2 separate regions of the Mus musculus genome follow, and region 2 is linked to region 1. A link is a loop called in an ENCODE intact Hi-C map of the cell type or tissue named here. Cell type or tissue: heart. All regions are shown on one strand. Links, peaks and the distances in the headings refer to the core of each region. The heading gives the core; the rest is flanking DNA.

Region 1 (5,374 bases), core at 122-5,121:
GGGTCTTCCTCCCCACAGACTGGCTCCCATCCAGCTATCTCCAAAGCCTGGGGTTCAGTTTCCCAACCAAGGAAGCGAGATCTCACAAGCCCCTACCAGCAGGCAGCAAAGACCCTTTGAAGAGTCGGGGGTACGCCAGAAAGGAGGCGCCTACTTGTACCATGCCCATGCCGGTCGGAAATGGCCTGCCAGCCTGCTGGAGGCCCTGGATGGGGACAAATAGAGCTGCAAACGGTTGTTCCCAGCCAGAGAGGCCTTGGGGACCGGTTCACTCGAGAGTAGAGGCTTTTGGAGGGACACTCCGCCGAGTGCCGGACCGCAAGGCGTGCATAGGAGGGCAGGGAGGGCGCCTGGCGCGCAGCCACCCGCGCCACGCCGCCTGCCAGCCGGGGTGCGAAGGAAGAGCCAGGCGGCTTCACTCCGCGCCTTCTCAATGAACCCTGGACCAGGGACAACGCCTGGAGGGTTGGGGGTGGCTCTTCCGCAGAGGGACCCGCCTAAGCCGATCCCCTCCCCCAGCTCCGCCGCATCTGGTTTTCCCATCTGCAGAGCCTTAGCAGGACAAAGGGGACGAGGGAGGGCCCAGCCGTGGCGACCCGCCCCCCTGCTCACAAAGGCCGCGGCCCGGAGCGCCAGGCCTTAGCGAGGGGAGATGGAGTGGGGGAGGGGAAGCCCCTACGGACAACCCCACCACCACCAAGAGTCGCAGGGCCGACCCCGCCCAGCACACCCCGCCGGGATCAAAAGCCCCTCCAACCTCCTCTATCTCGCCATTTAAGGCGGGGAGGGCAGGGGTGACTGTCCCCTGGCCCTCCAGCCAAAGGCCCGCGAAACGGGAGAGGACGCACGAGGAAATGAACAAGGGGGGGTGTAGGGGGAACCCTTCCTCTCCAAGACCTGGGACAGCCTATCCTAAAGAATCGGCTCATGAATGGGGATGGCTCAGACTGGGAAGGAAGAGGAAACGGAGAAGATCTAAGCTAGGTCTATGGAGTCCCACGCCCCCAGCCGGGGGGGGGGGGGGTGGTGGTGGACAGTATTGCTTTAGAATGTGTTAGGCCTTACCCACTTCCCCACGTCACCTTCTCCCAGCAGAAGAAGCCTACGTCCTGAACAGAGGGGTGGTACATGCCTTTATTCCCAGCACAAGAGACAGGAAGGAAGATTTCTGCGAGTTCGGGGCCAGCCCAGTCTACATAGCGAGTTCCAGGATAGCCAAGGCTATCTGGTGAGATCAGATCTTTCAAAATAGAAGCCCACCTCCTCATGGCGGAGCCCAGAGGCCTGTGAGCCTAAAGGGAGCCCAGGAGGAAATAGGGAAATAGAAGGAGTGCAGAGATGCTTTTGTGCACTGGGTCAGGACCCAAGGGAGGGGACATGTCCCCAACTCACCCTGGCGCGTGGACACGTTCCTCTCGTTGGCCGCCTGCAGCACCACCTGAGCGCAGCTCTGTTCCAGGGCGAAGAGCTCATCTTTGCCCACCTTGGTGGCCTTGCCAGCCTTGAGGGTGCCGCTGGGCCCGGACGGAGCCAGGTAGCGACCTTCGCAGTCGCGAAAGGCCACCTTGCCGGAGCGGAACTCCAGCGTGAAGCCCGTGGCGGGCTCCGGCCGTGCCACAAGGCGCCCGTCGTGGCGCAGGAAGCGGTGGTCGGACGTCTGCACACTGTAGCGTTGGTCCTGGAAGGCCAAGGTGATGAGCGAGTCGACGCCCCAAGGCACGTCGCGGTCTACCGCGATCTCGTCGGCCGGCCGCGCGCTCAGATGCGCGTAGCGCTTGCGGGTAACGCTGTAGATGTTAACCTGCGGGTGCATGGCGATGTGCACGCTCCACTTCTCGGCCGGCGACACGCTCTGCGCGAAGCAGGACAGGCGGTCCTCGGTGCCGCCAAAGTAGCGCCGGTGAGCCTCGGACTGCAGCGACCAGCGGCCGTCGTCGTGCGCCACGACGAGAAAGCGGCAGTCGCCGTCGGGCACCTCGCGCTCGCAGGTCACGTTGCCGTCCTTGTCGGCGGCCAGGTAGCGACCCAGGTGGCTGCGCAGACACACGGCCGCGCTGCCCGCCTCATCGGGAGGTTGCTCCAGCGTCCAGATCTGCTTCTTTTTCAAGCTACTAGCGGATGCGTTCACCTTGAACCCGAACGCCTCGGCTGTCAGGTACTTGTTGCCGCAGCTGATGAGCCCGAACTGAATCTGCACAGCCTCTGCCGTGCCGTTGGCGGTCATGGTGGCGGAGGGCGGCCCGGTGGCCCCGGGAGCTTGGATAGCTGTGCCCGACCTCCTTTGTTCAACACGGCTTAGCCCGCTGCAGTTCTCCACAAAGCCAGCCCGGCGGCGCCCAGGGTTTTATAGGAGGATGACGTCACCGTGGCCACGCCCCTACCCGGGCCTGCCGGGGAGGGGGCTCTGCAGCGCGCGCCCGGTCCCCTGCGCTTCCCCGGAGTGTTTTTCTGGGGTTTAAGACCGGGTTTCACTCTGTAACTCAGACTAGGCTTGAAGTATCTGTGTGGCTCAGGCTGGACTCGAACTCATAGCAGTCCTTCTGCCTCTGGCCCGTTCGTGTTTGCTAGTCCATTTAACTGTTCCTCCACAGTCGTGCTCTGCAGTAGTTGGCTGATCTCCAACTTTCTCCTGCTCTCTGAGGCCATCCTGAAACACCCCTACCCCCAAACCCAGTCGATGGGAAGGACCAGGTTTAAGATAATGATCCCTTCAGGATGGAGGGAGGGTCCAGGGTGTACCAGGAAGTAGCCTTAGAGCCGGTCCTTGAAGAAGCCAGAGACGCCAGAAGGGTCTGGGGTAGAAAGGAGGTTAATTTCTAGAGAGGCGCATGCAGAGCCCTACCTGCCCCGCCCGCCTCAGGGTTTTTCAAGGCCTTGTAGCCTGGGCCTCCTGAGCAGAAACCGAGATTTCTATTCCCGGGTCAGCATAGAGTACAGCCACCTTGCTGACTCTAAATAAATTGTGGTAACTGTGGCCCAAGTCAGTGGCCCACAAAAGTCCCTACTGTGGTGATGCTCAAGCCCCGGGGTGCTGGTCTACCAGGAAGCAGGGTAGGTAAGGCAGGAATAGTGGTCTCTGTTTATGAAGACATCAGAAAAGCAGGTCAGCTCCCTAGAATGGCACAGCCCCAATGTACCTCCTAACTGCAGCCCCTCAGGGTTCCAGACCAGAGGGACATTCCCACAAACACCACCTCCCACCTCCCACCACACACCACCCCACGTAAGAACACTTCCCTTTGAGTTTCTGGAGGACTGAGACTTCTCCTGGGACATTCCCCACATGCCAGGCAGGCCCCTGGAATGCTGGCCCTACCCCAGGCTGCCCACAAGATCTGGGCCCCTGGCCCTTCCCAGCCACAGGCTGGGCAGGGTACTGAAACTGACCAGTCTTCACGGTGATCTGTGTCCAAACGCATCTCTGTCCCAGGCAAACCCCTCCAGCGACCATCAAAGGGGAAGGGGAGATGGCATGGCTTTCCCATCATCAAAGGTCAGTCCTGACAAGTCCCTAGAATCCTTGCTGGGACATCTAGTTCCTCCCTTAGAGGTCACAGGAAAGGTCACCAAGTTCGCGGCCGATAGCCAGCCATCCTCTCCTGCTGTGGGACTTTGCACAGGTTACTCTCACTCTCTGAGCTCTCCTTCCTCTGTAATAAAGACACATATTCCTGGGTACAGTGAGTCACACTTGTAATTCCAGAACTTGAGAAGCAGGGACAGGAGGATTGCTTTGAGTTTAAGACCAGCCTTGAGGGAGCAGGTCAGAAGACTGGAAGCAGTAACAGCCAAAACCCGATACTGAGGGTGCCCTCTCTGCCATCCGGTACTCTGTTCAAACCTGTTTAACCCAGAGCATCGCATCGTGGGCAGAATCGGACAAGTTGGCCTCATTACACACCAGGCTGTTAAGGTTAAGTCAATGCTGCTATGTGTCAGGGCTCCGTGAACGCTCTGTATTGATTAGTCACTGAACTTCACGTCAGGGCATGGGCGTGCTGGCCATCCGAGAGCTTTAGGCTTAAGCTATGGGGGATGCCTGGGTGTGGTAAGGCAAACGCCAGCACACCAGAGGTAAAGGCCGGAGAACCGACAACACAAGGTCATCCTAGGCCTCTGAGATGACCTTGAATGCCAGGCCAGCCTAAGCTATATGAAACCTTGCCTCAAAAACCCAAAGCTGGGAGCTCGGAGGGTAAAGGCACGCTCCCGGGCTGAGGGGCTGAATTTAGTCTCTAGACCATCATGATGGAAGGCAAAACCAACTCCCTTAAGTTGTCCACTGACCCTTCCCATACTGCCCCCTCTCACTTCATGTACACACACACACACACACACACGTAAATGCAAAAGAAAGGCCAGTTGTGCAAGCATGACCTCACCTATAAAGCCAGGCCTGTGGTGCACATCGAAAAGCCCACCCTGAGCGGTCGGCTCAGTCAAATCACTGAACTCAGCTTCAGTACGAGGGACTCAAATCTAAGGTGGGGCTCAGCAGTGAGCGAGCTCCTCTCAAGCACCCTAGTTCAGTTCTCAGCACCCGTGGGGGCTCACAACCACCTCTAACTCCAGTTCCCAGAGATCCAACAGTCTCTCCTGGCCTCCTCAAATCCCTGCACCCACAAATCTTTTTAGAATTTTAAACTGGGTGGTAGTGGTGCACACCTTTAATCCCAGTACTCTGAAGGCAAAGGCAGGTCTATCTCTGAGTTTGATGCCGGCCTGGTCTACAGAGCAAATTCCAAGATAACTGGACCTACATAGTGAGACCCTGTGTTAACAACGGAGGAGCTAGTCAACGAGATGTCTCAAGCAAGCGAAAGCGCTGGATCCAGGTCTTAGACCCACACAGAGGGAGAGAAGTGACAGCCACAAGTTGTTCTCTGACCTCCACACATGTGCTGTGGTGTACAGTGCCCACAGCCGCTCACACACAGACAATAAAACTAAGGTGGAGAGCTCTGGAGAAAGTTACCCATCACTAACCTCTGGCCTATACATACATGCTCACATGTATACACACACACACACACACTCATGCACATACATATACACACATGCTCACACACATGCACATAGTACACACACACACACACAAGCAAACACACGTGCACACATACACACATTGAAAGACAGTTGTGGAAGGAAACCACAGAAAGGCTCTTTGGGTTTTCCCTTAAGATGAGTTTGGGTCCAGCACTCAGAACAGAGGCTTAAATGTTGGGGGACTTCCATCTGGCTCTGGGTGAGATCATCTGTGGAGAATTGAGGTTCATCTCAGCAGAACCGAAGCCTTCATTGTTCTCATTTCATGTGCAGTCCTTGGGAACAGATAATACACCCACAGCCACACAGTTCAAATACAAAGGATGAA
Region 2 (5,374 bases), core at 106-5,105, 76 kb before region 1:
TTTGCTTTTTTGAGACAAGGTTCACAGTATAACAGAGCCACGGCTGTCCTGAGCTTGATTTGTATACCAGGCTGGTCTCAAACTCACAGAGATCCGCTGGCCTCTGCCTCCCAAATGCAGAGATTAAAGTTGCCTGGCATTGAGATTCCATTTTCTTAAGGCTCAAAAAAAAAAAACCAGTTGAGTGGGGATCGTGGTCAGGTAACAGGAGAGCAGGCTCAGCCAGGACAGATCCTCTTCCCCAAAGCCCAGTTCTTAATGTAAAAGATAGTAGTAGACAGCAAGATGGGGCTTGAGCCTTCAGGATGCACATAGTTAGGAAACATATAGCCACCAGTTTTATATTTAGATTTTCCAGCCTAAATATAGACAAAAACTCACCTGTACCAATAGGATAACTGTTAGTTAATATATCCCAGTTGGATGCCTGTCTAGCATTTCTTTAGCTTACTTCTTTACTTCAAATACAGGTCTTCTCTACCATCCACCTCGTGACTGTGACCTTCAGCCCTCTACCTTAATCCTTACGACATTCCTGCCTGAATTTATCCCCTTAGTACTTATAATGCTGTCTTATTTGTATTTCATTTATTTAACATGTCATGATCCCCCACCAGTGTAACTTCCTGGCAGGCACAAGATTCTTTTTTATCCCCAGAATAGGACCTATGGTGCCTAGAAGGAACTCAGGTGGATGTTTGTAAGCTTCTGTGTAAATGTTTGCTTGTCCAGGTGTTGTCAATAATCTGCTGAAGGACCTCAGAGAAACCAGACTCAGCTTTTATTAACTTCTGGGGAGGAATTGGTGGGTTTGACATGAAGTCAGTTCTGATAAAGGCAAACTGAACTGTTACTAATGCCAGGAAGGCTTTGCCAGCCACTTTATCTCAGAACCCTGATCCCAACTGTAATGAAGAAAGCCGTCCTGTGACTCTGATATCCCTAGAAGTGATATCCAGTCTCCAAAGCAGGGTAGATGGAAACCAAATGGCTCTTACACTCTTTTGTCCCTAGAGGGCAGCATTAAGACAGAAACCCAGATCCTCCTGAAAGAGGTGCTTGACTTTCTAGCCTTATGGGGAGTGATGCTGAGTGGTTCCTTTACTGAGAAGTAGTGCAGTATCTGTCCAGTGCACACACACTTCAGCTTTAGTGTGTGTTAATAACATTTCTAAAACTTAAGGGAAATCTTTTCCTTCAGAAGCCCTTTTGCTAAAGAGAAAATCAAGATGAATGCAAGATTCGCAGCACTTAGCTGACCACACCCAGGTTGAAGTTCTGAGAAATGGTTTGTTTTGAAGCAGGGAAAACTCCTGGATGTAGAGTGCAACTTCTGGAAAGGTGTGAGCTGGTTGTCACGTACCACTTTTTAGAAAAAGTGGGAGAAGAGCAGGAACATAGAACCTGTAACTTGGGAAGTTGAAACTAGATAGATAGATACAAGGCCTGAGCTACAAGGAGACCTTTTCATAAATAAGTAAATAAATACACGCATACATACATAATAAATAGGTGCTGGAGAGATGGCTAAGAGCACTGACTGCTCTTCCAGAGGTCCTATGTTCAATTCCCAGCAACATGGTGGCTCACAACCACCTGTAATGTGATCCAATGCCCTCTTCTGGTGTGTCTGAGGACAGTGATGGTGCACTCACATATATAGAATAAATAGAAATCTTTTAAATAAATAATGAAAGATAATAATTATAATAAAAAACTTGACCATACCAGGTGGTAGTGGTGCATCCCTTTTAGTCCCAGCACTCAGGTGGCAGAGGCAGGCAGATCTTTTGAGTTTGAGCCCAGCCTGGTCTACAGTATGAGTTCCAGGATAGCCCGGGTTACATGGAGAAACCCTGTCTTGAAAAATCCAAGGGGGGGGGGGGGGAGAAGACGAAGGAAGATAAGGAGAAATACTGTAATGGCATGTAAGCCAAATGTCCCAAAAATTCAGGGTCATCAAGGTTTCCCAGATTCTCTGGTATTTGAAACATCTAGCCATGGGTTGATGTAGAGGATGTGGTCACTGGCAAGAGGCTATGGGCCTTGGCCATTCTCCAGGCTCCTCACTCCAGGTCTGAATCACACCTCAGTCCCCCTTCCATTCTCTCTGTATGCAACAGCTTCCCCAGATAACCTCAGGGTGGAGCAGCAGTGCCTCCCTTGCCTGGCCTGAACTTATCATGCTCAGTTCTCAGGGAACCCCAAGACCTGATAAGGGCCCACAATCCTAAAGGAAGATGGAGAGGGCGGGACTTCATAATGCCCTTCTCTCAGCCCTTTGCAGAGAGATGCCCTGACAGATGGATTGGCATTCAGTAGCAGTGGATGAAGAGGCAAGAATGGGCGAGTGAAGAGTCTTTTCATTCCTTTCAATACAGAAATCATTGCCATTTCAAATATCACCCTGAACCAGAACTTTGACCCAATTTTTTGATAGTAGTAATCATAATCACCAGCAGATCCTAAACAGCTGGTCACAGTGACACTTGTCTTAACTTAAGACTCAGGAGGCAGACACAAGAAGACTGGGCTATAGGCTAGTCTGTGCTATATGATGAGACTCCCAAATCACAAAAATAAAAAATCCTAATGGTCAGAGTCCTAGCCACTATTGCAGAGACAATTGATGAGTTTTCACAGGAAAGGTTCAGGGTTGTCGCGTCATGAGGAGTGACTGGCTGATCCTTGGCTCTGGCCTTTCTTTGTCCATGCTTCTTTCTATTGTCCCACCAGATGTGCAGAGTCACTGAAGGTGGGAGGAACAGCCACTTCCTTGTGGCCAGTTTAAGGTTACTTTGTTTAGCAGGCTCTATGGTGATCTTTAAAAAAAGAATAGCCTCAGATTTGGTCTGATTCCATCCTGCTGTTCACTGGGCCATTCTCAGGAAGCACCGTCTTGTGCAGCTGCGACCAGGCAGCTTTGCCAATGGCCCATTTGTGGCCTCCACATGAGATTCCACTGGGACCTCGCAGCTTGCCTTGTGCCCTTATACCTTGAGTTTTCCACTAAACAATGACCTGTTCTTGCCCACAGATCCCACATAGGGAAGCCGTGGGAATAGAGGGGAAAGAGCAAGCCTACAGCTCCATGGCCTTGGCCAAGTAACATGACTGTCTTAGCTGCTTTTCTCATTTCCTTCAAAACACGCACCTGTGCAGGACTTACAGTGCAGGACTTTCCTCACAGAGTTGCTGTGAGGATGAACTAAGAGCACTTGAGGCAGGAGAGACGGGCTAAGTACACGTGGTGCTCTTCTAGGTTCTTAACACCCACATCAGGTATCCTACAACCACCTGTAACTCCAGTCTATCTCTAGCAGAACTTGATGCCTCTGGCTTCTAAGAGCACCTGCACTTGTGCACATAGAGGTACACATACATGTAATTAAAAATGAAAACAAGGGGGCTGGTGAGATGGCTCAGTGGGTAAGAGCACTCAACTGCTCTTCCGAAGGTCCGAAGTTCAAATCCCATCAACCACGTGGTGGCTCACAACCATCTGTAACATGATCTGACGCCCTCTTCTGGGGTGTCTGAAGACAGCTACAGTGTACTTACATATAATAAATAAATAAATCTTTTTTAAAAAAATGGCCCCCACCCCCCAAAAAATACTTAGTGGATGTTCTTGCAAAGTACCCTTTGTGAAGGTGTTTGCATTTTAAGTACCTGGCTTCTGAAATTTCTAGCTCTAAAAATCTGGGTACTGCCCACCCTTTTTTAAAGATTTTTTTTTAATGCTTGTGTTTATGTGTAAACCTGGGTTGAGTTTATATGCACAATGGGCAGGCAGGACCCAGGGAGAGCAAAGGGGGCAGCAGATCCACCATCTCCACTTCTGCCTCTTCAGCCATCAAATCCTCATACTCTCTCCACTCCGCCTGACTTCTGGCTCCTGCCTGTAGCGTTTAGCACCAGCAGCCTGCTAATCCAGGTCTCCTTTCAGTGTCTGACCCCTTCCTGCCCCAGCCACCACTCTGCTCCTCTGCCATGCCTGAGCGTGCCCTTTCCTGTCAACTGCTGACTCCTGTGCACCTTCAGCCACAACATGTCACCCCTCAGACCTCTCCAGCCTCTGGGCTGAGTGGGTATGGCTATTCCTGTGCCATGCCTGACAGCAGGCAGACACTGAGTCACACCCACTGCTACAGCTGTAACATGTGGTAGGAACTGCCCTGCCTCAGACCAGCCCCCATCCTATACCACTCACAGTGTTTTAACCCTGAGAGTGTCTGTCACAGGGCAGAAGCAGCTTAGTAACTGTATAGGCTTGTCTTCCATGCATGTCTCTCAGGACTCTCCACTCAATTACATGTGGGCATGCTAATGTAAGCTGTGTTTACAGACATACCTAATAAGTAAAATTTAAAAGAGTGACACGAGAATCTCAGTTTATATTATCATTATTGGTGATGTATATCTTTGCACAAGTGTGATGCAGGGACCTGTGCCATGGAGCACATGTGGAAGTCAGGACAGTCGTCAGATCAGTTCTCTGATTCCACCTTGGGTCCCAGGGAGCAAATCCAGGCAATCAATCACGCTTACTCACTGAACTATCACACCAGCTTTATTTTTATTTTTCTTACTTGGTTTTTTTTTTTTTTAAAGATGGGGTCTCCTTGTATCACCCAGGCTTACCTCAAACTGCTAATCCTCTTGCCACCCTCAAGTAGCACCAACCCAGCTTGTAATAAACCAGACCTTGAAATAATTGTTATTTATAATATGAAGCCCATCTGTGCTCCTTGAAATTTCAACTTATGGAATATGTCTCATTGTTGAACTGCTTGATTCAGGTGTACAGAATGTTGGATACTTGGGTGTTGTGGCTGACAGCCTGGAAAGGCACCTCACCAGACCGTGTAGTTCCAGATTGGGGAAGTACTCTATCAGTTGTGTGGGTATATGTTCCTCGAAGAGTTTCAGTTTAAGACACTAGTAGGATATGGTAGCACAGTCTTTTAATCCCAGCACTCCTGGCAAAAGCAAGTGGATCTCTCAGAGTTTGAAGCCAGCCTGGTCTGGTGTACATAGTTCCAGCACAGCCAGGGCTCTTAGAGAGACCCTGTGTCAAAAACGAACAACAAAAGTAAAATAAAAGATCTCATGAGTTGTCACCACCCTCTTTCACTGGGTACATGTGCATGCATCCGTGCTATGTCATGGCATGTCACTGTGCCCTCCCTGGTTTGCCAAACACACCAGCTACTGAACTTGTGGGTGAGGATCATGCTCCTTCTGCTGGTGTGCCTGGGAGAGAGGAAGTCCCTGGAGCCTCCAGTGACTTCCACCAGAAAAGGAAGCTTGCTGAATCTGCTCGAGCTTTGATTTAGCTGAGCCACATTGATTCTCATAGTTTCTTGTGTCT

What was found. A loop is a pair of places that touch in the nucleus more often than their neighbours do. Peaks named below come from ENCODE experiments on the same cell type or tissue, not always from the same donor. Only the 100,000 strongest peaks of a DNase experiment are listed, where the experiment ranks them.
Region 2: it touches region 1 in a loop (5-fold over the local background); 3 of 42 quality-filtered maps call a loop at or near these places.

What each region holds. Positions count from the first base shown.
Region 1 is chr5:142,957,299-142,962,672 of GRCm38, reverse strand. Fscn1 (fascin actin-bundling protein 1) reads right to left here and starts at 2,318. Exons shown (of 5, transcript NM_007984.2): 1 at 1,393-2,318. The coding sequence starts at 2,224. In heart, for the core only: a CTCF peak has its summit at 2,322; DNase peaks (open chromatin) are centred at 512, 1,662 and 2,312; H3K4me3 peaks cover 3,181 bases; H3K27ac peaks cover 3,477 bases; H3K27me3 peaks cover 917 bases.
Region 2 is chr5:143,032,998-143,038,371 of GRCm38, reverse strand. The region is part of intron 13 of Rnf216 (ring finger protein 216); the gene reads left to right. Among named protein-coding and RNA genes, the nearest start is that of Gm43380, 3.3 kb to the left of the region's middle. In heart, for the core only: CTCF peaks have their summits at 1,015 (motif pointing right) and 2,122; DNase peaks (open chromatin) are centred at 2,881 and 4,106; H3K27ac peaks cover 1,581 bases.